5 separate regions of the Mus musculus genome follow, and all the other regions are linked to region 3. Evidence: chromatin loops called from intact Hi-C (ENCODE). Cell type or tissue: left cerebral cortex. All regions are shown on one strand.

The links. A loop is a pair of places that touch in the nucleus more often than their neighbours do. Peaks named below come from ENCODE experiments on the same cell type or tissue, not always from the same donor. Only the 100,000 strongest peaks of a DNase experiment are listed, where the experiment ranks them.
Region 1: a loop joins it to region 3, with 5 times the contacts of the local background. A loop is called at or near these places in 4 of 42 quality-filtered maps.
Region 2: it touches region 3 in a loop (4-fold over the local background); 3 of 42 quality-filtered maps call a loop at or near these places.
Region 4: it touches region 3 in a loop (5-fold over the local background); 3 of 42 quality-filtered maps call a loop at or near these places.
Region 5: it touches region 3 in a loop (2.0-fold over the local background); 2 of 42 quality-filtered maps call a loop at or near these places.

The regions. Positions count from the first base shown.
Region 1 is chr16:94,879,923-94,884,922 of GRCm38, forward strand. The region is part of intron 2 of Kcnj6 (potassium inwardly-rectifying channel, subfamily J, member 6); the gene reads right to left. Among named protein-coding and RNA genes, the nearest start is that of Kcnj6, 120 kb to the right of the region's middle. In left cerebral cortex, no CTCF peak of the experiment used is centred here; DNase peaks (open chromatin) are centred at 2,389, 3,438, 4,177 and 4,492; H3K27ac peaks cover 2,368 bases.
Region 2 is chr16:94,981,971-94,986,970 of GRCm38, forward strand. The region is part of intron 1 of Kcnj6 (potassium inwardly-rectifying channel, subfamily J, member 6); the gene reads right to left. Among named protein-coding and RNA genes, the nearest start is that of Kcnj6, 13 kb to the right of the region's middle. In left cerebral cortex, no CTCF peak of the experiment used is centred here; DNase peaks (open chromatin) are centred at 2,508 and 4,969.
Region 3 is chr16:94,929,002-94,934,001 of GRCm38, forward strand. The region is part of intron 2 of Kcnj6 (potassium inwardly-rectifying channel, subfamily J, member 6); the gene reads right to left. Among named protein-coding and RNA genes, the nearest start is that of Kcnj6, 66 kb to the right of the region's middle. In left cerebral cortex, no CTCF peak of the experiment used is centred here; DNase peaks (open chromatin) are centred at 2,256, 2,835, 3,152 and 3,994; H3K27ac peaks cover 2,533 bases.
Region 4 is chr16:94,990,275-94,995,274 of GRCm38, forward strand. All of the region lies in intron 1 of Kcnj6 (potassium inwardly-rectifying channel, subfamily J, member 6), which reads right to left. Among named protein-coding and RNA genes, the nearest start is that of Kcnj6, 4.9 kb to the right of the region's middle. In left cerebral cortex, no CTCF peak of the experiment used is centred here; DNase peaks (open chromatin) are centred at 39, 3,096, 4,152 and 4,904; H3K4me3 peaks cover 1,805 bases; H3K27ac peaks cover 767 bases.
Region 5 is chr16:94,813,816-94,818,815 of GRCm38, forward strand. All of the region lies in intron 3 of Kcnj6 (potassium inwardly-rectifying channel, subfamily J, member 6), which reads right to left. Among named protein-coding and RNA genes, the nearest start is that of Gm41507, 91 kb to the left of the region's middle. In left cerebral cortex, CTCF peaks have their summits at 2,791 (motif pointing right) and 3,702 (motif pointing right); DNase peaks (open chromatin) are centred at 1,740, 2,221 and 2,799; H3K27ac peaks cover 564 bases.

The DNA.
Region 1 (5,000 bases), 49 kb before region 3:
TGAGTGCTGGCACCACAGGCCTGACTTAGGCAGTGCTGGTGGTAGAATCTGTGACCTTGTCAGTGCTAGGCAAGGACCTGTACCAGAGCCTCAGGGTCATTTCCATCAGCTGTGTCTGTGTGGTGTAAGCATATATCTCATGTCTGTGTGGTGTGAACACACCATCTCATGTCTGTGCAGTGTGAACATACCATCTAATGCCTGTGCCATGTGAATACACCATCTTATGTCTGTGTGGTGTAAACATACCATCTCATGTCTGTGTGGTGTGAACATACCATCTCTGTGCAGTGTGAACACACCATCTCATGTCTGTGTGGTGTGAACATACCATCTCTGTGCAGTGTGAACACACCATCTCATGCCTGTGCGATATAAACAGTGTCTCATGCCTGTGTGATGTGAACACACCATCTCATGCCTGTGTGGTGTGAGCACATCATCTCATATCTGTGTGGTGTGAACACGCCATCTCATGCCTGTGCAATGTGAACACACCATCTCATGTCTGTATGATGTGAACACACCATCTCATGCCTGTGTGATGTGAACACAGCATCTCATGTATGTGCAGTGTGAACATACCATCTCATGTCTGTGTGGTGTGAACACATGTTCTCTCTCTCTCTCTCTCTCCCTCTCTCTCTCTCTCTCTCTCTCTCTCTCTCTCTCTCTCTCTCTCTCTCAGTTTGTGTTTGTGGTACTACTTTGATAGTTGGAAACTGGCTGTGGTGGGAGTGTATAAACCAGGAAGAGTAGAGAACAGCTAGGCCAGGTTTGATTTGTTGCTCTGTTCTTTCTAGATGTTCTGAGCTGGGCAGATTTTGCCTCCAGGAGATACTTGACAATATCTGGAGACACTTCTGAGGGTCATAAACACCCGGGCTCAGGTGTTGGCATCTAAGGAATAATAGCCAGGGGTAAAGGTAACCATCCCACAATATGGAGGGCAACGTGTATCTCCCCAGCACATAGGGCAACCTGTATCCCGCCCCCCCTGGCTCCCAGGAAAAGACACATCCATGTTTGTCATCTAATTGTTACACTAGAATTCCAATAATGCTAAAGTAGAGAAACCCTGGTCTAGATTTTAAAAGTGATAGAAAAGTTCAATAATGGCACCAAGAAGATGGCTCAGGAGGCAAAGGTGCTTACACCAGACCGAGTTTGTTTTTAGAGACCCAGGTAGGAAGGAAAGCATCAACTCTGAAAGTTGTCCTCTGACCTCTGTGTATGCCATGGCCTGAGTCCTGTGCTGCTGTTTTCTCCAAATAAATGTAATAAACATAAGAAATTGGTTAAAAATGTAAAATAAATGTGGGTGTCATTTATATGCTTTTTACACTGTGAATTACACACACACACACACACACACACACACACCCCAAGGGCCAATTCATTGGTGTTTGAAAACTGTTATATAAGTCACTATAGATACTGTACAAATGTTTGCAAATGAGGAAAGTTCTACTGTTCATTTTGTGTGTGGTGTGGCATGTGTGTGATGTGTATGTGTAGTATGTGTGAGTGTGTGTGAATATGTGTGAGTTATATATGTATGTGTTGTATGTGTGGTGTATGTTTGTGTGTAGTGTGTGTGTGTATGTGGTGTGTGCATATGTGTGTGTTGTATGTGTGTGTGTGTAGTGTATGTGTGTATTGTGTCTGGGTGTGTGTATGTTCTGTGTGTTGTGTATGTATGTGGTGTGTGTTGTATGTGTGTGTGTAATATATGTGCACATGCATGTGTGTGAATGCACACACTCATTCATCCCAGCATCCGTGTGGACGTGAGAGGGTGCTGGTCCTCACCTTCCTTCTACCTTGTCTGAGACTGGGCCTCTTTTTTTAACCAATGTGTACCCCAGGCTAGCTGGTTCCGAGCTTCTAAGGATTCTCCTGCCTCCACCTCCCATCTTACAGGGTAAGTACTAGGATTATATATGTGCCACAGCATATGCCGTAAGAACCATGTAGAATGTATCACATGGCTACTATGCAGAGGATCTCTTGGCCTTTGACTCAGGGATGCTCACGTGTTAGTTTTTCTGAAGCCTGCTGATACACACCTACCGGCACAACATTGCATAGAGGCTGCCGAGAAATCTGATTTTCAAAGCTGCAGCCTCATCAGTGTCCCGCACAATATGGCTGTGGACTTCATGGCTAGTTCTGGGTGACTCTGTTCTCCAGGCCTGGGACAGCGAGCGAGCTGAGCACAGAGGCTGCGCAGATCAGTTTCCTGCTGGTGGATGTAATAGACTGCTTCCCCCACAATATCACAGTCTGACCAGGACACAGGGGAAGGCTTCAACCACCCCCACAGATCCACTCCAGGGGCCCGTCTCCAGTGTTTGATGTGGGCCATTTTGGAGGCATGTGGGCTGTCACCAGGGTAGAAAGGAACTCGTTCAGGCACAGAAGGGAAGGGGGTGGGTACTAGTCCCTGAAGTTTGGCAGGAATTTATTCATGCATTACATTTACGAGATCTCTCTGTAGCCCATCCCAAGCTGGAGTCAGAAACAGCCACTCAGAGGCTGGGCGGGCTTTGAGGCCAGGGACAAGGGGAGCAACCTGGGCTTTATAGACTGATGAGACACTAGGTGAAAGACATTATCAAGAACACACAGCACTGAAGGGCTTCTAAACTGAGACCAAGTCGGGACAAATGATTCACAAGTCTTACAAAGCTGGCTCTGTTAATCTGGTTCAATCAGACAGGCCATGTCTTAGTGCTGGGCACTCTGGATAAGGTCGTTTTCTGATCGGAAGACCAGATATCCTTATTCTAGTGAGAAAGATGGGAATTGAGGGGTCATCACTGCAGAAGAGCCTTTGATTTGTAGATTGTCTTTGGCGTGGGGCAAAGGCACATTGAGGTCACAGCACAACTGTGGTACCTCAGGTCTCAGAGACCTGAGTTCTGACTCCATCCTTCCCAGAGAAGCAGGTAGTGGGATTGGCCCATTCCTGGGAGGATGGTGGGTTACATGAAGATATCCTGACTGACAGTCCTGACCTCTTCCCACTTGCCAGCCACCCTGGGAACAATGAGACCGGAGCGTGAGGAAGTCAGAGAACTGAGCCTGTGGCCAGAGCTTCGTTTCTCTTCTGTCTCTCAGAATTAAAAAAAAAAAAAAAAAAGCTGCAGTTGCTTTGGAAAAAAAAAACCTTCTGAGATGAGAATTTGATTTTTGTGTTTCGACTAAGAGGAGATCGATTAGATTTCAGCTTAAAGCAGTGTTTGTATTTTATACACCAAAGCTTGGAAAATGCTCTGCACTGGGAGGGAGGCACAGGAGCTGGAAGGTCTGGGGAATCAGATGAGGGAACTGGAAATCTTTTTAGACATGTGGGATTTCATGAAAATTCTATTTCCAAAGAACTTGGGTAAAAAATTTTAAATTAAAATAGCGTAGGTGGCTGTGTGTGGATTTAAAAAAAAAATACCCGAGCGTCTGTATGAGTCAGCTTGAGTTGTCTGGCTTCTTCTCAGCCACATGTCAGCCTGTTGGTCCTTCCTCGGCTGTGTGGTTTGCAGAGTTGGTCCTTGGAGAGCATCCTATGTAGATCACCGTGATGTGGGTTATATGGTACGATCACCAGGCACATCGTCGTCCATTGACCCTTCCTAGGAAGCACTTGCTTTTATTTTGTTTTCTGAATTCTATTACTTAAAAACATTTATTTGAGAGGGAGGGAGCAAGAGCGAGAGGGAGAGCAAGCGAGAGGGAGAGCTAGCGAGCAAGTGAGAGAGGGAGAGAGAGAGAGAGAGAGGGAGGGAGAGGGAGAGGGAGAGCGAGAGAGCGAGAGAGCGAGAGAGAGAGAGAGAGAGAGAGAGAGAGAGAGAGAGAGAGAGAGAGAGAGAGAGAGAGAGAAGAGAGAGCGAGAACACTCAGAGCCATGGTGTGTATGTGAAAGTCAAAGCATGTCTATTGAGAGTCAGTTCTCTCCTGCTGCCTTGTGAGATACAGTGCTCTTTGCTTATGGAGGATCCACCTTGGAGCTGAGGGCAGTTCTAGCAGGCAACTGGTTCAGTTGGTCTGACCTTATACTTCCCATTGTCTGGGGGCAGTAAGAAAAGAGCTGCTTCCTATGCAGAAACTGCCTGGTGCTATGTGTTCTCTTGTTAAAGTACAACCTGACCACAGTAAGGACATTGGAGCAGGTACTTAAGAAGCCTGCCAACCTCCTGCTGTCTTTGCGGGTAGAAGCAGCCTTCTGCTCCATCTGAGGCTTCTCCAACCTCGCCAGAGAGGCTGCACTGGTCCCTAGCATGCACTGCTGCCGCTTCTTCTTAGGATTTTCTTCCTCTGCCTCCTGACCCCCTGCTAAAGCCATGGCAAGGGTCAGGTGCCAAGTGTGCCCTGTGAGGGAGTAGCCCATATCTCAAAAGATGTGCATCCTTCACATCACAAGATAGCAGTCTGGGCAGTATGTGTTGGGATGGGTTTAGACGTCTTGCTTTGTTGCTGGTAAAATCTGTAGCTGTCATAAGCTAGGCTCGTTACATAGGCCAGTTATGCAGAAGCTCTGTGCCAGGTGCCCAACCCACAGAGGAAGGGCTATTATGGTCAGTAAGGCTAAGTGGGAGCTGCTGGAACTATCACCTATACACATGTCACATTCCTGGAGAGACTGCAGGGTTTGCTCCACCTGCAGGACTCGAAAGAGGCAGGAGTGGGCCTCCCCGACACATGCACCCTTCCGGTGCACATGTTTGGCTTGTCCTGTTGCAGCTGCTGTTCCAGATGTGACTTCAGCTTGTGCTCAGGAGCAGATTATTACCCATCCTGGTGGGCGGCCGATCTGGAATTGCTCTTCTCCAGCAGGCTGGGGCTCAGCCTGCTTCCTGCTAGCAAGGTCATCAATTCACCCTCACTAGCTGACCTTAGGATCACACCTGCTCCAGTGTTGCACACCGGCCTGCAGGACGGATGGGCAGACATCACCCTGCATGTCCGCAGGACATCCTGATTGGATGAGTTGAGCAAGAAGT
Region 2 (5,000 bases), 53 kb after region 3:
CAAGTTGCCCTCCACCCATAGAGCCTCATGACTTTCTACACATCCAAAGTAAACCCCCAGCTCCACCAGAACTCAGACTTCCATGCTGTGGCTGCTCCCTCTCACCCTGTGCTGTCAGGATGTCTTCCTGGTCTCACTCTTAGTGGGGCCAGGCACTGGGATGAGCCCAGGAGCCCGAGTCTTCAGGAGCACTGTGCTCAAGCTGGGGGTGGGGGGACACTGGTTTTCGCTTCTGTGACAGAATACCCGACAAAAGCACCTTGCGGGAGGCAGACTCTACTCTGGCTTACAGTTCAGAGAATACAGTCTGTCGTGCCAAGGAACCATGGCAGCTAAAGTGGCTGGGTCTGTGTGGTGGTTTCCGTTTCAGTGCACCCTGTTGGGACTGATCAGCTTGTCGTCCTCAAGCCCTGCCTGTGCCCCTTCCTGCTATTCATAAGTTCCCACAGATTCCCAAGAGAATGCCACTAGCCGGGGACTGAATGTTGAAACCATGGCACTGGGCCACCTGCACACATGTCAAAGGACTTGCTGGAAGTAGGTATGCCTCGTGTCTACAGTCAGAATGCAATGGCAAAACTCATGGCTGCACCCTGCACTTCAGGCAGTGGCTGGATTCTCTTGTCCCCTCTTGTTCTTTCCCTTCCCATCGATCTGGATTTTCCTGTCCTTAGGGGCATCTTCCTTTCACCTCCTTCCTGCTGGTCCTCGGTCGTCTGCCATGCTTCCTCAGCCTGGGCAATCCACATGTGAGGATCCACTTCTCTAGCTCATTCTTTGTCATCTTCCTGCCCACGTCAGCTTGTCTGCACCCGGAAAAGCTTTGCACCTGGGTGAAGGTTCCTTTGGAGTTGGGAACTGTTTTCCACCAAAGGGCCTTCAACCTATGATGGCTCAGGAGCCCTACATTCAGTCTGAGAAGAGAGAAGGGTCCTAGCCGTCTTTGCTTGGTACTCCCTGAAGCCTTTTGAAGACGCTCTGATGGTAGGAAGAATCAGAAAGTAATCACCAAGATTTGTGCTGCCGGGCAGACACACACATCCTCTAGGCTACTAAGATATTAAACCAGACAACCCGGAAGATATTTTGCAGATGTCAGTGAAGATCTGAATTGGCTGACTTTAAGAAAAGATCACGGCCTCGAGTGGAGTGAGGCTACTCAATTAAATGCTTAAAATAGCCTGATGTCCTCCTTGCAAGAGACAGCCAGAACTTGAGTGAAGTTCAGAGTTTGTAAAGGCCCAGAGGAGGGCACACACAGCAAGACTAAGAGGCACCTAAGGAGAGCTAAGGGGTGGAGTTTGTTCCTAGACAGTAAAGAAGAGGATGGGGGAGTTCAGTTATGCACCCGGAAGAACCCGAGTTCGAGAACAATCTACATTTTCAGGAGGACCCAAGATGAGTGCAGCCTGGAAGGCCTCTGGGTAGCAATTTTGTAAACACCCTACTAAGTTTGTACTTCTGGTGTTCAGAGACCAAGAGAGACTAAGTGGGCGGTGCTGGAGGGTGCTGGGTCTGTTACACAGCAAGAGCTGCCTGTGGCAAACCCTCACCTGCCAAGCCGGCTTCTGTTCTCCTTTATGACCTCCATGTTCTGCTACCACTGGGATCATGAATTGAACCAAGAACTATGCGTTTGGTGGGAAAAGAAGGTCACGCCTATAAAACGATCCAGTTTCAGCTAGAACAACAAAATACTGATACGTTAACTGCTTATGCCGTTTCCTCCTCTCTCCCCCTTTTCCTCTCCATCCCTTCCTTAATTTCCTTCCTTCCCACTCCCATCCTCCATACATGCCTTCCCTTTTTAATTTTGTGTTTCTGAATTTCCACATTGTACATAGCTGGCTTGTCCTAGTTAACTTCAGCCATCAATTTAACACAGATTAGAGTCATCTGAGAAGGGATTCTCAACTGAGGCATTGCCTAGATCAGACCCACCTGAGGGCATTGTCTTGGTTATTAACTGATGCAAGATGGCTCAGCCCACAGTGGGTGGCAGCATTCCCTAAGCAAGTAGCCTTGAACTGCCTCAGACAGCTACCCTAGCTAAGTGTGAGCCTGCGTACCAGCAAGCAGCACCCCCCTGTGGTTGCCACTGCACTTCTTTGGCTGTGAGTGAGTTCCTGGGTCAGAGGTAATGCTGTGTGATATATTTCCCAGACTTCCCTCTTAGTGCCTGCTTGTGTTCATGTCCCAAATTCCATCCGGCAGAGTATGAACTGGAAGGGTGAGCCACACACACCTTCCTCTAAGTTGCTTTGGTCATGGTGTTTGTCCCAGCGACACAAGGAAGCACAGTGCAAAGATGACAAAGACCTAGAGAAAGAGCAACCGGCAAGAGTCTGCCTTTGCTGGCCAAGCTACATGAGCGTAGACACCATAAACCTTGTGGGAAATGTCCTTGTTCTAGAGGGCTGCTCAAACATTGAAAGAGTAGACTGGGAGGGAAGCTACTTTCAGTGCAAGCTCAGAGAAAGTGGGTTAGTTTCTAAAAGTGAGGCCTCGCATAAATTCACTCCATTTCCATTTCTGTGGGTAGAAGATTCTAGGGTGGATCTGAAAAGAACCCTTTGGAAAAAGGTGCAAGTGTGAAGTGCTCCTTCCATCTCACACAGAACTCACAATGATTTTGAAAATGCATGTGTCTCCATCTGTCTATATACAGATGCCTGGGCATGCACACACACACACACACACACACACACACACACACACACACACACGCACACACACACACTCACACACACACGCACACACACTCTCACACACACACTCACACACACTTACACACTCACATACACACACTCACACACACTCACACACACTCACATACACTCTCACACACACACACTCACATACACTCACACACACACACTCACACACACTCTCACACACACACACTCACACATACTCACACACACTCACACACACACACTCTCACACACACACACACTCACACACACACACACACTCACACACACACACACACACACACACACACACACACACGATGAGTCTCACTGGAAATCACTATGCTGACCTTAGCATTGCTGCGACCTGGTGGACGGCATTCTCTGACCGATGTAAATTCCTTGGGTTATCTTCCTAGCCTAGGATTAAGCTGAACTGTAACCCAGGATGTCAAATTCAGTTGTTAGGAAAGAAGCTCTCTAGATCCGAGGTCTTTCATGTGTCATGCAAGATGTCTGATGTGTTGTGGTCATACAACTATCCTGAAGCCTCGTAGTTTCCTCTTGAAAGTTCTGTTAGTGTCTCTGTAAGTAACATATAGCACCAAAAAATAGTTTATGGTGACAAAATAACTGTAATGTGTAACGTTTCATATCCTCTTAGCAACGGAGGTCATGAAAAAGAACGTGGACTTGAGTTTTCCTATTCTGTCCCTATTTTGTAGCTGGATACCCAAAGAGATTAGACCACATACCCGGCAGAGCTCTGGATCTGTCAAAGCTCTTTCTATGCGATGTATAACACTGTAGCCTCCAGTTTCTCAGGCCTCTTGAAGGGAGTATGATTATAGCCAACAGCATAGAGTCTTGGATTTTGAAAACTCATGTGTCTCCATCTCTCTCTATACAGATGCCTGGGCATGCACACACACACACACACACACACACACACACACACACACACACACACACTTACAGATGTTGAGGCCAAAGGTCAACCTCAGATGTCTCTCACTGGCATCTGATATTCATCAATTAGACTGGCTGGCCAATAAGACCTTAGGAATCTGCTCATATTCATCTCCCCAGTGCTGGGAATTCGAGCATTCGTTGTCATAGCTGGCTTTTATGTACATACTGGGACCATTCGGTCCTCAATCTTTGTGTGGCAAGCATTTTACCAACTAAGTTAGTAAAGCAACCCCGAAGGACCATACCAACACAGTACCGCCAGAAACTGACGACCTGGACTTTTCTAGCTTCTGCACACCTCAGAGAAGAAAACATCATCCACTGTTCCACTTGATACACTAGGTTATTCCCATTCCTCCTCGGAACTAGTGTTTACACTGGTGTGAGCTACACCAAGTCACAAGACTCACGCTCCTTCCCAAGCATGCCCCTGCCCCAGACTTCCATCTACAGTACCCAGAAATGTTGACCTCACAGAAGTCTTAGCTGAAGTGTCAACAATTTGCCTACATGAAAATGGAGTCTGTTTCCGTCTTCTAAAGAACATGATGCTGACTACTCTCTAGTAGCTCTGTTAAAGTCCTAACACCTCAGGCAAAAGAGACTTAGTAGATACAGCTACACAAACCCCTAATTTATCTAGCTGGTTTCTCTGAGATAACAGTGAATTGGGATACCTTTCCCCCATTTTTTACCCTTTGCACGGTGTTGTGACCTCTGAACCCAGCCTCTGTGGGTCATTTAAATGAGATATGTCCACCTTCATCCGTCTCGGGTGCTTGAACACTTGGTTCCCAGTTTGGTGCTTTGGGGGAGGTTGTAGAACTCTCGGGAGGTGGAGCCTTGCTGGAGGAAGTGATTTATCGGGGCTTTGATGGTTTATAACCTTTTATTATTTCCAGTTCGCTAAAGATGTGTTCTCTCAGTTTCCTTGTCTGGTCCCCTGCTGCCATGCCTCCTTCACCATTACAGACTCCCCGTGAAACCTGAATGGCCAATGAAATCTTTCTCCCGTAAGCTGCTTCTGGTCATGGTGTTTTATCCCAGCGACAAGGAGTAACAAAGACACCTGCCCTGCCATTCTATAACCCACTGTTGTCAGGATTAACTAATTTCCCTTTGTAACTGGCTATGTATGTCCCCCGCAGTGCACGAGGAAGGACACGTCCCTAAAGACATGCTCGCCAGTGCTGCCAGCCAGTGACTGTGGCTCTGAGTCCATGATGCGGCAGCTCTGGAGCCTCCTTCCCAGCAGGGCTGTTTATCCCTGGAACCAGCACTCTGCACCTGGACGCTGGCCATGCGTGGTTCCTCTTGCTCACGGGGCACAGTGCA
Region 3 (5,000 bases):
CTGTGAGAGGCAGCCATTCTGCGATGACCACTATCATATAAGGACAGAGAACCCATGCTTGAAAGACTCACAGCAGAGAAAAGCTCTGGACTGAGCACGCACGCCTGCTGGTGAGTTTTACCAAACATTTAAGGAAAATGGAAAATTAATGTGCTTCCTTCTTAAACTCTTCCAGAAAGTTGAAGAGGAGAAAACACTTTCAAAAGAATTTCTGTATTTTTTTTAAATGTTACTTAACAATTTTTTTTTAAAAAATAATGACTTTATTTTCCTTGATAGCAACAAATACTGGTTCCTGGTTTTTTTTTTTTCTTCCTTCTTTAAAAATGCTTCTATTCTTTGAGAACTTCATGCAGTGCATTGGGATCATATTTGCCCCGCTTCCCATCATTCACCCTCAGATCTGCTCCTCTTTGGGACTGGGAAGGACGGAAAGAAATGTTGTCAGAGGCACGGGCATTGGATGGCTACGGTTAGGAACTGATTTCTGGACACAGCAGGGCAGTTGCTGGGTTAACTGAGCCCAGGATCCCTCCGGTCCCTCCTGTGCTCCAGGCAATGCGTGGCACAGAGCAGGAAGTGATATGCGCTGAGTGGAGAGGATTTCTGAAGCGTAGCCACTTAGGTAGAATAGGAGTGCATTCAAGATGGAGCCTCCTACTAGTACCAAACACAGTGGATTAAAGTGCCCATTGAAGTGGACACTGGTCGACGATGAATTTTTTTAGCATCTCAAATGAACTTCTGAAATTGCAGAACACAATTTTTGGGTCTTTAAGAGAGCCCAACATAATACAAGTTGATGAGACTTGAACTGAATAATCTTTCTTTTAAAGAAGCGTGAATTCTTAGGCAAATAGATGTATCTGGAGGATATCATCCTGAGTAAGGTAACCCAATCACAAAAGAACTCACATGATATGCACTTAACTGATAAGGATGGACCATGCAGAGACAACCACACCCAGGGATCCATCCCGTAATCAGCCACCAAATGCAGACACTATTGCATATGCCAGCAAGATTTTGCTGAAAGGACCCTGATATAGCTGTCTCTTGTGAGGCTGTTCCAGTGCCTGGCAAATACAGAAGTGGATGCTCACAGTCACCTATTGGACTGAGCACAGGGCCCCCAGTGGAGGAGCTAGAGAAAGTACCCAAGGAGCTGAAGGGGTCTGCAACCCTATAGGTGGAACAACGATATGAACTAACCAGTATCCCCAGAGCTCATGTCTCTAGCTACATATGTAGCAGAAGATGGCCTAGTCGGCCATCAGTGGAAAGAGAGGCCCATTGGTAGTACAAACTTTATAAGCCCCAGTACAGGGGAACACCAGGGCCAAGAAGTGGGAGTGGGTGGGCAGGGAAGTAGGGCGGGGGGTGGGGTATGGGGACTTTTGGGATAGCATTTGAAATATAAATAAAGAACATATCTAATAAAAAATTGAAAAGAAAAAGAAGCGTGGGAGTGGGTTTTTGTGTGGGGGTTTGAGGTCAGAGGCCTCTCTCCACCTTTTGGAGATGGAATCTCTCACTGAACCTGGAGCTGACTGACTGAGCTAGAGCCTCCTCTCTCTCCACTCCTGACCATGCTGGGTGACAGCCATATGTCACTGCATCTGGTTTTCACATGGGTACCGAGGTATCAGTCTCAGGACATCAGGCTTCTGTGGCAAGTGCTCTAGCAACCAAGCCACCTCAGCACGGTGACACTACGTCTTCTTATAATGCATGGCCTTGATAATGGTAAGCAAAACATGGTCAAAGAGAAGTAAGAAGGCTCTGTTTGTTATGAATGCTCGCTGTTAATTTTATATTCTCTAAACATGTATTTAATATATAACATTAGCCTTCAATGTACCGACTAGCTTATTCACATACATACATACATACATACATACATACATACATACACACACACACACACACACACACACACACACACACACACACTCAATGTAACTATTACATGTAGTTGTAGATGTGAACACAGGCATTGGTTTGAATGCACATGCTTTTAGCTCTAACCTTGCTGGGCAGTTTTCTGAGATTCACTCGGAGAAACTCAGAAAAGAGGGCCGGAGTGATTTACCTGCAGCCTCAGGGTACCATAGTCAGACCACCTCCATGCCTTCTACAAGTCTTTTGGCCCTAGGGCATCATGGAAGAACTCGCTATGAGAAGCGGTTAATTGCCTAGAAACTTCTATGACTGCAGTTCTGGGCTGCTGAGCAGTCCTCAGAGTCAGTGTCTAAGCACCAAGGTCCCACCCCCTGCACACTTGAGCCTGAGATTTAATAACTCCCAAGAAGAACAAAAAGAAGCAGAGCAGAAAGACTGAAAGATGCACCAGAAACACGGAAACCACGGTGCTTCTGAGCACCGCTCTGCACCCAGCCCGCCTGTTCCTGGGGCAACACACTAGGAAGGCTGCATTCACTTGCCAGGTGTCCTTTGTCTCCCCCCACCCCTCCTACCCCTCCCGAATCTAATCCCCCTCAGTGTGGGAAGACTGCCTGATTCTCCCCCATCCCCTGGGGTGAACTCAGGAAGCCCATAGGCTGCCTCTGTACGAGCATCTGTCACAAGATGGAAGAGCCAGGTTTGGAAATTGGGGTAAAGTGAGTTGGGGGTGTAAGGTGAGGGTAGTAGATTATTAATAAAAAATCCTTGGAGGGACTGGGAACTACCACGGCGGCCTGAGCTGGATAAAGAGCCAGCTCTGGTTGTCTTTGGTTGCTGTACTCTGAGGTGTTTGAGCCATTAAAATGCAGTGTTCTTTGCTGCTCACCCTGGCCATCTGGTGCTCGCTCCCATCTCCAGAGCATCATGGGAGGCTCAGCTCCCTTGAACATGCCTTGCTTGTGGGTGGACTATTTCTCTGGCTGGCTGCCTAGGTATCCTGTGCCCTCGCTCGGGACGGTGACTCTGGGTTTGTTGGTCTTATGGACGCTTGTTCTCAGGTTCCCTTTCCACTGAAGGTGCTAAGGAAAGCTTAGTATCTCAGACTCGAGCCGCACAGCCTCAGGGGGATCTGCACCACCTTGGAAAAACTCTCTTTCTCCCTTGATATAGCTTGAAACCTGTTGTTCTCAGAGGTTGATTCGGAGGGGGATGGAGCTGTGGGAGGGAGGAGGGGAAGGATTCCGAGCTTGGCAGGAGGTGGGAGGGTGGAGCAGGCTCGCAGAGCCAGGTGGCAGCTTGTGGGAGGAGGGAGGGGCTAGACAGAGATAGGGTTGACAAGGGCGGGGCGAGGGGGGAAAGCGAGTGAGTGGAGGAGTAGGGTAAATGTGTTTACTGTCTTCTTCGGGCTGTGGCAGAGGCAAGTCTGAACCCCCTAGTGAGCAAGGGCTCCACCTTTGGAGAGAGGTCGTTTGGTATTTGGGTCTGGAGTGGGATAAGAACCCTAAGCCACATTAGTTTAGAGAGAAGCCCGCAGAGCTTCAAGGGAGTCTTCGCTGGGGACAGCAGCAAAGTCAGGAAAGGTAGAGATGCTCAGGGCTTGTGGAAGTGGCGGTCCAGAGCATGGTGGTCCAGCAGATGACTCAGGCCACTGCCTCTTGACTACCAAACTGGATGTCTCTTTGTGACATAGCTGTTTTGTCCGTGGTCACTCACTGTAAAGGATGTGAAAAATGAGCAAGGACCAAGGTTCCTGAGATCCGGAGTGACCAGGTAGATTAGGAGTGAAGTGTGCCCTGTGGAGGCTTTGCCTATGACATGGGTGCCTCTGGAGCAGGGCCTGATGGGAGCAGATGAGGAAGGCAGGAGAAGACACGGTCTCCCCGAGCTGAGTTTGCCTTGAGCAATGGCTTGGAAAAACCACGAGGAGGATTATTTCAAAAGTCAATAGGCAGGCCCTAAAATTGCTGTTTGTGGAAGAATGCCACTCACCCCAGCTTCCGGGACAGAATGAGAACCCAGCTTTGGAGACAGCCTCCTCTGCCACCCCCTCGCCTGCTCTGCGTCTGCCAGGCCCAGAGGCTGTGCGGCTTCTATTTCTCCCAGAGTACATTGTCTCTCAGTAGGTCCGAGTCTCAGGTGTGTTAGGATAATATAGAAATCCTCATGGCTTAGTCTTCTCCAAGTTAGGTGACTATGAGACCAGGATTGGGTTGCACTGCCCTCTCTGAAGTAATTATGGAATAGAGAGAGCCTGAGAGGAATGGGTGTGACTACCAATGGAGCTTGTGGGTTTGGGAAGGGTGTGGGAGTCAAGAACAAACTCTGTCTAGTGTGAAAGGAAAAATGGGGCCTCCTGTCTCTGCCCCTCCTCTGCCTTACCATGCCCACCCCTGCCTTCTCCTCTCCTCTTGTCCCGCCTCACCCCTGCCCTTCCTGCTTCAGTGTAGACCTGACTTTTAGCCTTTTAGCCAGGAGTGAATTTGCCCCCTCCCTGCACACCCCTCCCCACCCCTATGCAAGTATAGTGATATCTGGAGACGTTTGGCTCTCAGGTCTATGAGGAGGGTACTACTGGCACCCTCCTTGTGGGTTTAAAGTCAAGGATGCTGCTTAACAGCCTGCCTTGGGCAGGATTACACCAGCCCCAAATGTCAATGGTGCCCAAGTTGAGAAATTCCAAGACCATTTTTATTTTTGTTTATATTTTTAGTATCAGAGAAAGACAATGGGGAGGGGGTCAGAGGGTGATGTTTTCACCTACTCAGATATTTGTTAGAAGACGAGGGTCACCATGATTTCTAAGATCCAAAAGGAAAGGACATCAACTTGAGAAAACAAGTCTCCCATGACTCCCGTTTGAATAAAGACCAACATGCTTTTCTGAACTGTTAAGAATCTCAGGTATGTGATTGTTGATTTTGTTGTTTTCTACAGCAGTGGTAATTCTTGTGCATGTGTAGAACGTGAGTACCTGTGTGTGCATGTGTAGAGTGTGGGCACTTGTATATGCATGCATGTGTACATGTGTTCATATGTACACATGTACATGTGTGTATGCATATGTACACGTGTGTGCATGTATATACATGTGTGTA
Region 4 (5,000 bases), 61 kb after region 3:
TAATTCTCCAGCATGCTCAGACACAGTGTGGGTGTAATTGTCAGGATTAGAAAGCCACTCCTGAGCAAGGGCTGTGAAGTGGGCTCTGCTTTGCCTCTACTCTGGCAATTCAGCAAGCAGAAGTCAAATCATATGAATTTGCACCTCTTTTGTTAAGCATCATCTACACCCACTCCAGAAGTCAAGAGATCCCAACGAGTTTATTTTAAATAATACATTCATCCAAGAATGGCTTAAGGGTGCCACCAACTTCTAACCCACACCCCACACAACCTTTGTATGGTTGGGATATCTCATCTACCCCTCTTTTCTTATTCCTAACTCATATTAGCTATATCATACATCTATAATGGTATATATGCTGAAATCTCCCACGTGCGATCTGTAGACCTTTGTCCTGGGCAGGGTTAAGCTCTGATTGTTAGGTCTCCCTGAAGTTAGGTGTGGCTTTAAAAGACAAGCAGAAACAAAGGCCTTTCCTCACTCTTGTTTGCTAGCTGGTATTAACACTTGGGAGGACATGGAACTCGTGCTTCAACGTAATAGTGTTCATTCGTCTGGGTCTCCAGGTAGCATCAGCAAAGCCCGAGTACAGTAGTGAGAAAAACCTTCTATTTGGTTAAATTGCTTCACTTGGGGATTTTATGTTGTAGCAGTTATGCAATGATAGTGGTCCCTTTACTCTATGGGGGGCCTAATACGAGATACCTGGTAAGTACCTCAGATCACAGTATCAAATGTTGTATATGCTTTGTTGTTTACACGCGCACCAACAATAACATTTTCTTTATACATTATTGAGAAATTAACAATAATAGCATGATGAATAAAACAGAGCAACACACTCCAGCAGAACTTGTGTGGATGCATGCTGTTCTGAAAGGCCCAAGACAAATGTTAGTATCCAGACCAGAGTAGCCAAAAGTATAGAAAGCCTTTGTCTAACGACTGTGACTGCAACACAACACTCAGCCTCACTGAGGACAAAGACCCAGCAGTGCCTGCTACTTATAATATGCTTCTGGCTTGCTGGGTGTTGCTCAGAGCTATGCACTGTAGGCTGGTCCCTCTGACATCCCTGTGTGTGCACTGTAGGCTGGTCCCGCTGACATTCCTGTGTGTGTACTGTAGGCTGGTCCTCCTGACATCCTGTGGAGCTCCTGGTTTCATTATTTCCATTGAATAGATTGGAAAGCTAAGGCACAAAGTTGCTGCAGCTAGTATAATAGATTATTTCATTGTCTCTAGTTATCCACCTGCTATGCTGTTTTTCTCTTTACATCTTATTTTAGACTGGGTCTCATCATGTAGCCCCAGACATCCTGAAGCTACTTAAACAAACCTGACTGGCCTTGAACTCATAGAGATCTACTTGCCTCTGTTCCCTGAGTATTATTGCCATCAAACTTTCTGCCCTGGAAGAAAATGAAGTCTATGATATCATCATTGCTGAATGGCTTGCGTTATCTCACTGTAGAGGTAAGCCACATTTCCATCCCATCAGCCACTGGCAACTGTGTGGCTTAGCTGACATTCTTCTTTCCCTTGCCTGGGAACAGAGTGTTCCAGACCAAACTGGTCCTTCAGCTTGGATCTCTGAATGAAGAAGACACAGGGGCAGAGCCTCTGCTAGCCAGCAAGGGAGGCTCAAGGGAGTAGCGAGCCTTTGTTTTACAGCTGCTGTGACTCCACTGAACCCAGAGAGAAGAGACTAATACACTTAGACCTCTATCTAAATACATTTATGAGACTCCAGAGCCAGGGCTCTTAACCAAGGAACAAATCACCTGTCAAGCAAGCTGCAGCACACATACAGGAATTCCTGCTGAATGACACGAAAGAAATGCAAACAAACAAACAAACAAACAAGCCAGTTCTCATGTTGCACAGGGAAAAAATAGATGCCTGTAAGTTTAAAGAGAATAGAACCAAGATTTAACCTAAACCTGCGGATGTGTTTCCCGCATGGTGCCTAACTGCTCTCAGGCTCCACTCAGCAGCCACTGCATGGGGATCTTTTCATGCACGTATGTCCCTGCCAGTCCTTTTGTTAAGATCTGACACCAGAAATGGTATCTCTGTGGCTAAGGATTGGACCCTGTGGGGGAGGAGACTTAGCTAAAATTTGTTCAGTAGACATATCATCATTTCATAGTTTGTGGTCCTGGATCAAAGCTGAGTAGCGGAGAGGAAAGGGTTAAGGACCTCTGCCCAACCTGGATGAATCTGCATAGAGGTGAATCAAATCAAACCATGTGGATAAAACTCAGCATTCACTTTCTGTACAGCAGTTAGTAAAGTCGGTAGATAGTCTTCCTGAATTTTTAACAGTGTACCAATTCAAATGGCTATTTGAACACTGATCACTGAGTAAAGTAATTCTCTGGAGGTTTAAATAACTATATATTAATAAGCAGATGCATATAATTGGTTTGGGGTGTGACTGGATGGAGGCTATAGATTAGGACACATTTAAAGATATCAAAGGCATGTAATGTTACCATTAATTAATGCTGCTGAATGATATCAATCAGGTGCATATTTTAGGCAGTGTAAGGATAAACCTTGAATCCCATTAGCCTATTAAGTGCGATTGCCATGACCCCTTCTGTAATGGATCCTAGTTATTTCTAGAAGCAACTGTTCATCATTATTCAAAATATATTTTATACCAAATGGCTGTGTGCTGTTTTGCTAGATTCTCAAATACTTCAACTGCCACGAATGGAAATGGCAGCTAGCATGGAGCTCCTAAGGCTTTGGAAGCATTCTGATCCGTTCTCAGCGTAGCAGCCAATTCCTACTTTCCTGTTAATACAAATTTCATAGTTTGGTAAAACTCTAGGATGAATTAATTCTCTTTTGGCACTTACGTGACAATTATTACAAACCGAGGAGATCACAGGTACGAACCCATTAAGTTCTAAATCTGAATTAATATTCCACCAGGCGTAAAGTTCTCATACAAACTATCACAAATGTGATTTAGAAAGAATGATCCTTCGGAGGAAAACAAAACCTGCCTCTTTCTGCTCTCCTTCCCCTTCTCCTCCTCCTCGCCTCTTCCTTGGCCTGCTCTCCTTTCCAGCCCACATGTTACTTCTGTTGTATTTGAGTGAGGGTGAGGTTTTGTTCTGATCTGGCTTAGGCCGAGCTTCCCTTTGTGCTGGTTCCCATCAGCACGGAATCCTGGAAGGCAGACTCGTTTTTTTTCTATTTGTAAACATCGGGGGATGGTGCTAAGGTTCGATTAGGGTTTATTCACATGTTTTAATAGCCAATGGGCCTTCCTGCTGTTTATTCTAAAGCTGCTTTTCCATTTATAAACACTCTGTAAATTAGAAAGGGTTTGTAAGAGGGAGAGAGGTAAAGAGGGAGAGAGGTAAAGAGGGAGAGATGTAAAGAGAGAGAGAGCGAGAGAGGGAGAGAGGGACAGAGGGACAGAGGGACAGAGGGACAGGACAACACATTTGCCTAGCTCAAAGGAAACCATCTATGTGAGTCCTACAGACCCAGTAAAGACTTGGGCCATAGACACAAATGTGCTGCTTGCTGATGTCTCAGAGATATGAAGCTAAGGCATCTGTGTAATTTTTGAAAATTATGAGAATGAGAATGAGACCTGCGTGCAGGGACAGATCTTATGGAGTTGCTCTCCTTAACTCATCTTATGTGCAATGGGTAAACCGTTGATCTGGAGTGTGCTGTCGACCCCAGAAGGCACAATGGCACTTTACTCAGTGATAAGCCACCAGGAAGGAAGCAAGTTGTAGTTTGGAAAATTAGGACCGAATCTATAAGCATGGAATCCTCTGTGACTAAAGGCTATTAGGTGAGAAATCAATTGATTACCACACAGAATCCACTGGAACTAAAGATAGAGCAGTTTCCTAATCTTGCTTCTAGATAGCCTTCTCTTCTAAAGTTTATGAGAGAATCTGAACTTTAAATCCCACAGACAGGCCACTTTATCCAACAGCCTCTGCTGCTGCATGCCTCTAATCTCCACTTTCCTTCTGTTGGTAACAGCAGATGGATCAAAGCCAGAGTACAGCTTGTTTAAGTCCCAAAATATTCTACACATCACTTCTATTTCAGATAGCAAGCCGTATAAATTAAAACATGGACAAACTTGTCAACAGCCATCAGGATTCAAAATTCAAAAGCCAGTATAATCCCTCACCCCCTTCCCCGTGTTCAGAACACACAGCTCTAACTTCACCAGCTAGAGACGAGTTAAAAATCTAACAGCTATATACATATTGCTTTAACCACGTCCCAAACACTCTGCATGCATGCTCTTTAGGAAACATCAACATGTCCACTGTGTTGGAAAGCCCAGTTTTATACCACGTTACAAGTCAGTACCAACTTAAGATCTCACACACAGATGTGTCCTCAAGAGAGGATTTCCTTAGAAGTGCTGCTGACATTCGACTCCCTAAACCTTGTTGATTCCGTACTAATTGAAACCTGCACCCACTGCATCCGGATGCCACCGCTCAAGGCTTTTTACTTGATATGCAGTAGCTGGCACTGTGTTTAATCAGCTAAAACTGACGGGGGCCATGGCCTGTGAAGGAAAAAAAAAAAAGCAAAGCAAACCAATGTCTAGCAAGGTAAGGTGGAGTGGATCCTGGTACTCACCTGAATCAATGTCCAGATGAACTTGAATGCTAAGACTCCCCCAGCACAGGTTCTCCTTTGTTTATATTACTGGGAAGGATTCCTCCCCCCTCACTGTGTCTGCAATCGTGGAAGCCAGTTACCGTGCTCATAAGCTGACTAGAGGAGCTCACAGCCGGCTTCTGCCTCCCTAACTCTTGCTCCTCATGGTGCTGAGGACCCAGCCAAGTCTGGATGAAGGGCAAACTGTTTCTCTACTCTCTTGGATCTTGGGACCCTAGGCAGGAGTTGGTTGGCTGGTCTCTTACTGGTCAGGATGCTATCATGGCACTTTCCCAAAATCTATGTCCAAAAGAAAGTTACAGAAGGGTGTG
Region 5 (5,000 bases), 120 kb before region 3:
CTGAAAACATGAGTTCAAAAATATATAATTTCTCAACTATGTAAAATATAAGGACACAATATGAATTATATGAGGGGCTTCACAGACCGTAAAGAACAGACTCCGTGGCACCGTGAGACAGCTTGTCAGAAAGATACAAAGGCAGGCAGATTCCCGAGTTCAAGGTTAGCCTGGGACAGAATGAATTTAGGTCCAGGCGTGGTTGGAATGGTCATCTCAGGATGGGATCCAACCCAGCTAAATTTATTGTTTGTGCCTACAAAGGCAGGTAGATCACTGAACTCATTGGCAATGTTAAAAATGTACTTGCTGTCTTTCTAAGAATCAGGGGGCTGGGGTCGTGGGATGCTAATTTGGGGGACCTGGGAAAATGATCGAATTGATGTAAATAAAAGACAGGGCTTTTGATCGACAAGAGATGAGCTATCCAGAGAGTTTTTAGAATTCTTTTCAAGCAAGAGAGAGCTGTCTCGAGCAGAGAGCTGCCTGGAAAGCTACCTAGAGCAGAACACAGGCTGTCAGCTTGTACCTAACGATTTGACTTTGAGTTGTCCCTCCACCCCTGATGCTTTCAAACTCCCCTTCTCTTAGGAGCCTCTCTCCAAGCCGAGGCTGGTCCTTGGCAGTGCACACCTGTATTATCAGCAAAAAGACTTTAAATTCATGGCCATGTCACTTTCTTCAGTGGCTTAGCCATTGATAAGTTGTCTGTGCTTTTGTGAATAACTCCCTCCATGCCCATGCAGGTGCCCTAGTTAAACATGGCAGGACACACAAGAAGCAAGACATAGGAAGTAGGAGAGGGACTTGGTGGGAAAAGAGTTTCGACAGGTGGGAAACAGGAAACAGAAGATGTAACGGGGGTAAGAAAATGTAACGGGGGTAAGCTAAAATTCCTCATGTATGTGTATAAAACCCAGAAATAAAAGCACAGAGTTAGGAAGGGAATCAGAAAACAAAATAAAGGTTTGTTATGCTAGCATATCATATGTGTATGTTTAAAAATGTCATATTATAGACAATAAATACAACTTTCCTCTATTAGGTAAAAGTAAAATTCTTAGATGATGATGGAGGCTTGTCTATATGATCTGGCCTTTCTGTCTTTACTGTCATCGCTGCAGTGGGAGGGATGAGTGCAGATGGCCTTTGATTTCAGGGTAGAAACTTATGTGTAGACCTCCTGCCCACACCTTGTCTCCCGAGAAGCTCACTTGTTAGGACTTGGTAGTAAATTTAGATGACATCAAAAGCCTCTTAGTGCATGGGAGTAGAAGGAATGGATCTCTAAGGGCCACTGCTCCCGCAGCCTGGCCTCCTGACCTCACCAGCCTTCAGTGGACAATGAGTCCATTTTCAAACAGTAACATGTCGCTCCATTCTGTGAGACCTTGCATGGAATTCTGAGACTGAGTGCTAGGGACAAGCTCACCTTTTGGATTTCTGCTTCAGACAATCTGTTCATGTCAGATGGAGCTTGTGAACATGTCTTGATTCCTGAGTAGGGAAAGGACTCGGCAGAATTTCGAGCAGCAAAGCATCGCAGGCCTTTATCGTTGCTGCGGGAATGCCTGGCAGCAGCAACTTAAGAGAGGGAGGTTTTATTCTGGATCATGGTCTGAGCGGGAGCAGTCCGTCTTGGACAGAAAAGCATGGCTAAGATTGTGGCAGCAGAATCATGTGGCCGAGACACCTCCCATCTGAGCAGATCAAGGAAGCAAAGAGCTTTGACTGGAAACAGGGCCAGATTGAAAAATCTCAAGGTTGTCCCCAGTGACTCATTTCTTTGGCTAAGTCCCACCACCTGAAAGATCCACAGACTCTCAAACAGCACTACCACAAGCTATAGACACCAAGTATTCAACCCACGAGCCTATCAGGGCCATATTTAAACCACAAGCTATAGGCACCAAGTATTCAACCCGTGAGTCTATCGGGACCATATTTAAACCACAAGAACAACTAATGTGAGCACCATGGCACATTAAGCTCTAGAAGAAGGCTAGGTGCTGCCTGGCTTCTGGTGCATATGGCCAGTGAAAAGGAGATATCACAGGTCTGAGACACACTCAGAGAGGTCGGACCTTGTTTATAAGAAATTACTGATTCTATCTCTTTTATTGAGCACTGATCATAGGCCAGATTGTAGTCCTTGCTGAAAATAGAAGACAAAAGGCAGCTTTTATCTTGGTAGTCAGATGGCGCCACCCACGTGTGGTCTGTCACCTCTATGGGAAAGCATCAGAGGCACAGGAAGGGCTTCTGAGTCTGCCAAGCCCTTCATAAGGCTCACTGGGGGCTCACAGTTAACACAAAGGCATAGAGGCGACAGCTCAGGCAGACCTAGTGCCACAGTAGGTATGAGGGTGGATGTGAGCCGGGCCACAGTGAACTCAGGGCTCGTGGCTTGTGTGTGGAGCAGAGTGGAGGACAAGGTGTTAGACAGGTCACACACTATGACATGCAAGAGTGATTGTTTTTCCTTTTATCTCCACTGAAGTGGCTAGGGATGTGGGGTTAGAGGATAAAGAAGTGGATTTGTTTCAAAGTTTGTTTTGTGTGGTGTGGAGGGGGACACCCCAAATAAGGAGCTAACATCTGTGAGACTATCTTCGGAAGATGTGAACCCCAAATATTGGAGAGGTGAGGGTGGCTGGGTATGAGAGACAAGTATGGGGTCGCACGGACAAGCTCAACCAGGGCCACCATGTGTGGGTTGTTTACTGTACACCCGGTATCTGAGAGGTGTAGATTTATGTTGTTATAACACGAACTTTCCAGAAGGTGGCAGTGGAGAGTCCAGAGAAAGCCTGCCTCCTTCTTCGCATCAAGAAGCCCCATGAGTGAGCTGCAGCTCAGGGCTTGAGGAGTTGTTGGTCCCCAAAGAATTAAGCAAGTGAAGAACAGAGGGAGGGATGGCTGCCAGATCTGCAGCCCAGGAAGCTGAGAGACCAGAGGTTCCTTCACTGGGGTGTAGAATATCTGGGGAGTGGGGAACTTAGGGCTGGGGTAGTAATGGGACTAAAAGCCACCCTGATGGAGAGGGAGACTGAGAATGGGTGTCTAGTCTGCAGCTCAGCGGGAGCCACCTGAACCCTCTGGTTCTCTGGAGCAATTCTCAGAAGACAGGCGCTTTGGGCCGACCATGACTGTTGTCTTCACTGACTTGGCAACTTTAAAAGACTCTAAACTTTTTTTTTCTCCTCCTGTGTGCTTAAGGAGCCAAACTGGTTTGTGACCATACAGGATATTTCATTTGCTCATAATTTACTTGGCCCTGGGCTCTGGGATCAGAGCACCGAGTGAGGCAAGATACCTTTCTTGCAGAGTTTGCAGCCCGGCTGCTAATCAGATGAACGAGGAAAGTTTGCCAGCAGCCGTGGGCACGCAGGCTGGCCGTGGTCAGTGTGCAGGAAGTGGCCCTGCAGATGGTTTCTGAGGAGGCTTCCCTGAGAATGAATCAAAAAACTCATATAGCTTAGCATGAGTCAGGTGAGCAAGAGGATGGAGACGGGGCAGGCACACGGTGCAGGCAGGGGCTGGCTACAAGGACTCTGGAGGAACTCATGAGTCATCTAGATTTTCCTGAGGCAGTGGGACTCTCTGGAAGCTTTGAAAACTTCTAATGAAAAATTTTTCAAAGGTTTATTTATTTATTTTATGTATGTGAGTACACAGTCGCTGTCTTCAGACACACCAGAAGAGGGCATCAGATCCCATTACAGATGGTTGTGAGCCACCATGTGGTTGCTGGGTATCAGACTCAGGACCTCTGGAAGAGCAGTCAGTGCTCTTAACCACTGAGCCCTCTCTCCAGTCCTGACTTATTTACTTCTGAGATAAGGTCTCACGATATAGTCCTGACTGGCCTGAAACCTGCTATGTAGATCAGGATGATCTCAGACGCATAGAAGTCCACTGGCCTGCTTTCAGGAGTGCTGGGATTAACTGCGTGTGCCTCCTCACCCAGCCTGCTGGTGACTTTCAAGCAGGGGAGGTGATTGATTCCTATTAGAATTTTGTTAGGAGGGCGGTGGCTTCTGTAAGTGGCCACTCACAGAGGACCCAGGCTCCTCACCCTGACAACTTGATCTGGGGCATCAGCTGTGGGGGTGGAAGTGGATGTGTTCACCATGCAGGGAGAGGCACAATGTTCACATGTAGCAGGAGTTTGCTGCCTTTTTGGCCCATGTCACTGTGTTGATGATGTCACTGATGCTCTCGGGGAGGATGGAGAGAGGAGTAGAAGGCTGAAGAGCTGAGCTCACCTCCGCATTGAGTGCATAGGTTGTGTGAGCTTGCTGGGCCCCTGAGCCAGGGAGTCAAGTGCGCAACACAGTTGGATCTCTGATCAGAGAAGCTGGGAGAGGTGCTAAGGTCTAAGGAGGAAATCCAATATCACAGAAGTTAGCAATGAAATCCCAGGATCTGCCTGGAGGTAAGGGAGAGGAAGCGAAGAGCTCTGGGTGGAGCAGGCTCTGAGAGGGCGTGGATTGCAGAGGACCGAGGAAGTAGAGCAGGTGTCAGGGAGCCATGAACGTCAGGGAAGAGTGTTACAGAGAGGCAGCTATCAGGGCAATACGAGCAACAGGAAGTCCTTCTCAGGTCATGTGGGAGGAGAGCTGAGAACTAGAGGGGAGCTGGACACGCACCCAGCAGAAGCACAGGCTATTCTTGGAAGCAGGGATAGGGCTCCTCATGTAGCTCTAGGCTGGTGTGCAACTTATTGTGTAGACCAGGCTGGCCTTGAACTCAAGATAAGCTTCCTGTCCAGAATGCCAGCATCACAGGTGTGTACAACATTCTAAGAGTGAATATTCTTAGGAAGGTAGACATTACAAAAAATTTTTTTTGATAGGGTTTCTCTGTGTAGCCCTGGCTGCCCTGGAACTCACTCTGTAGACCAGGCTTGCCTTGAACTCAGAAATCCACCTACCTCTGCCTCCCAAGTGCTGAGATTAAAGGCATGCGCCACCACTGCCCAGCACAAATGTAGTCTG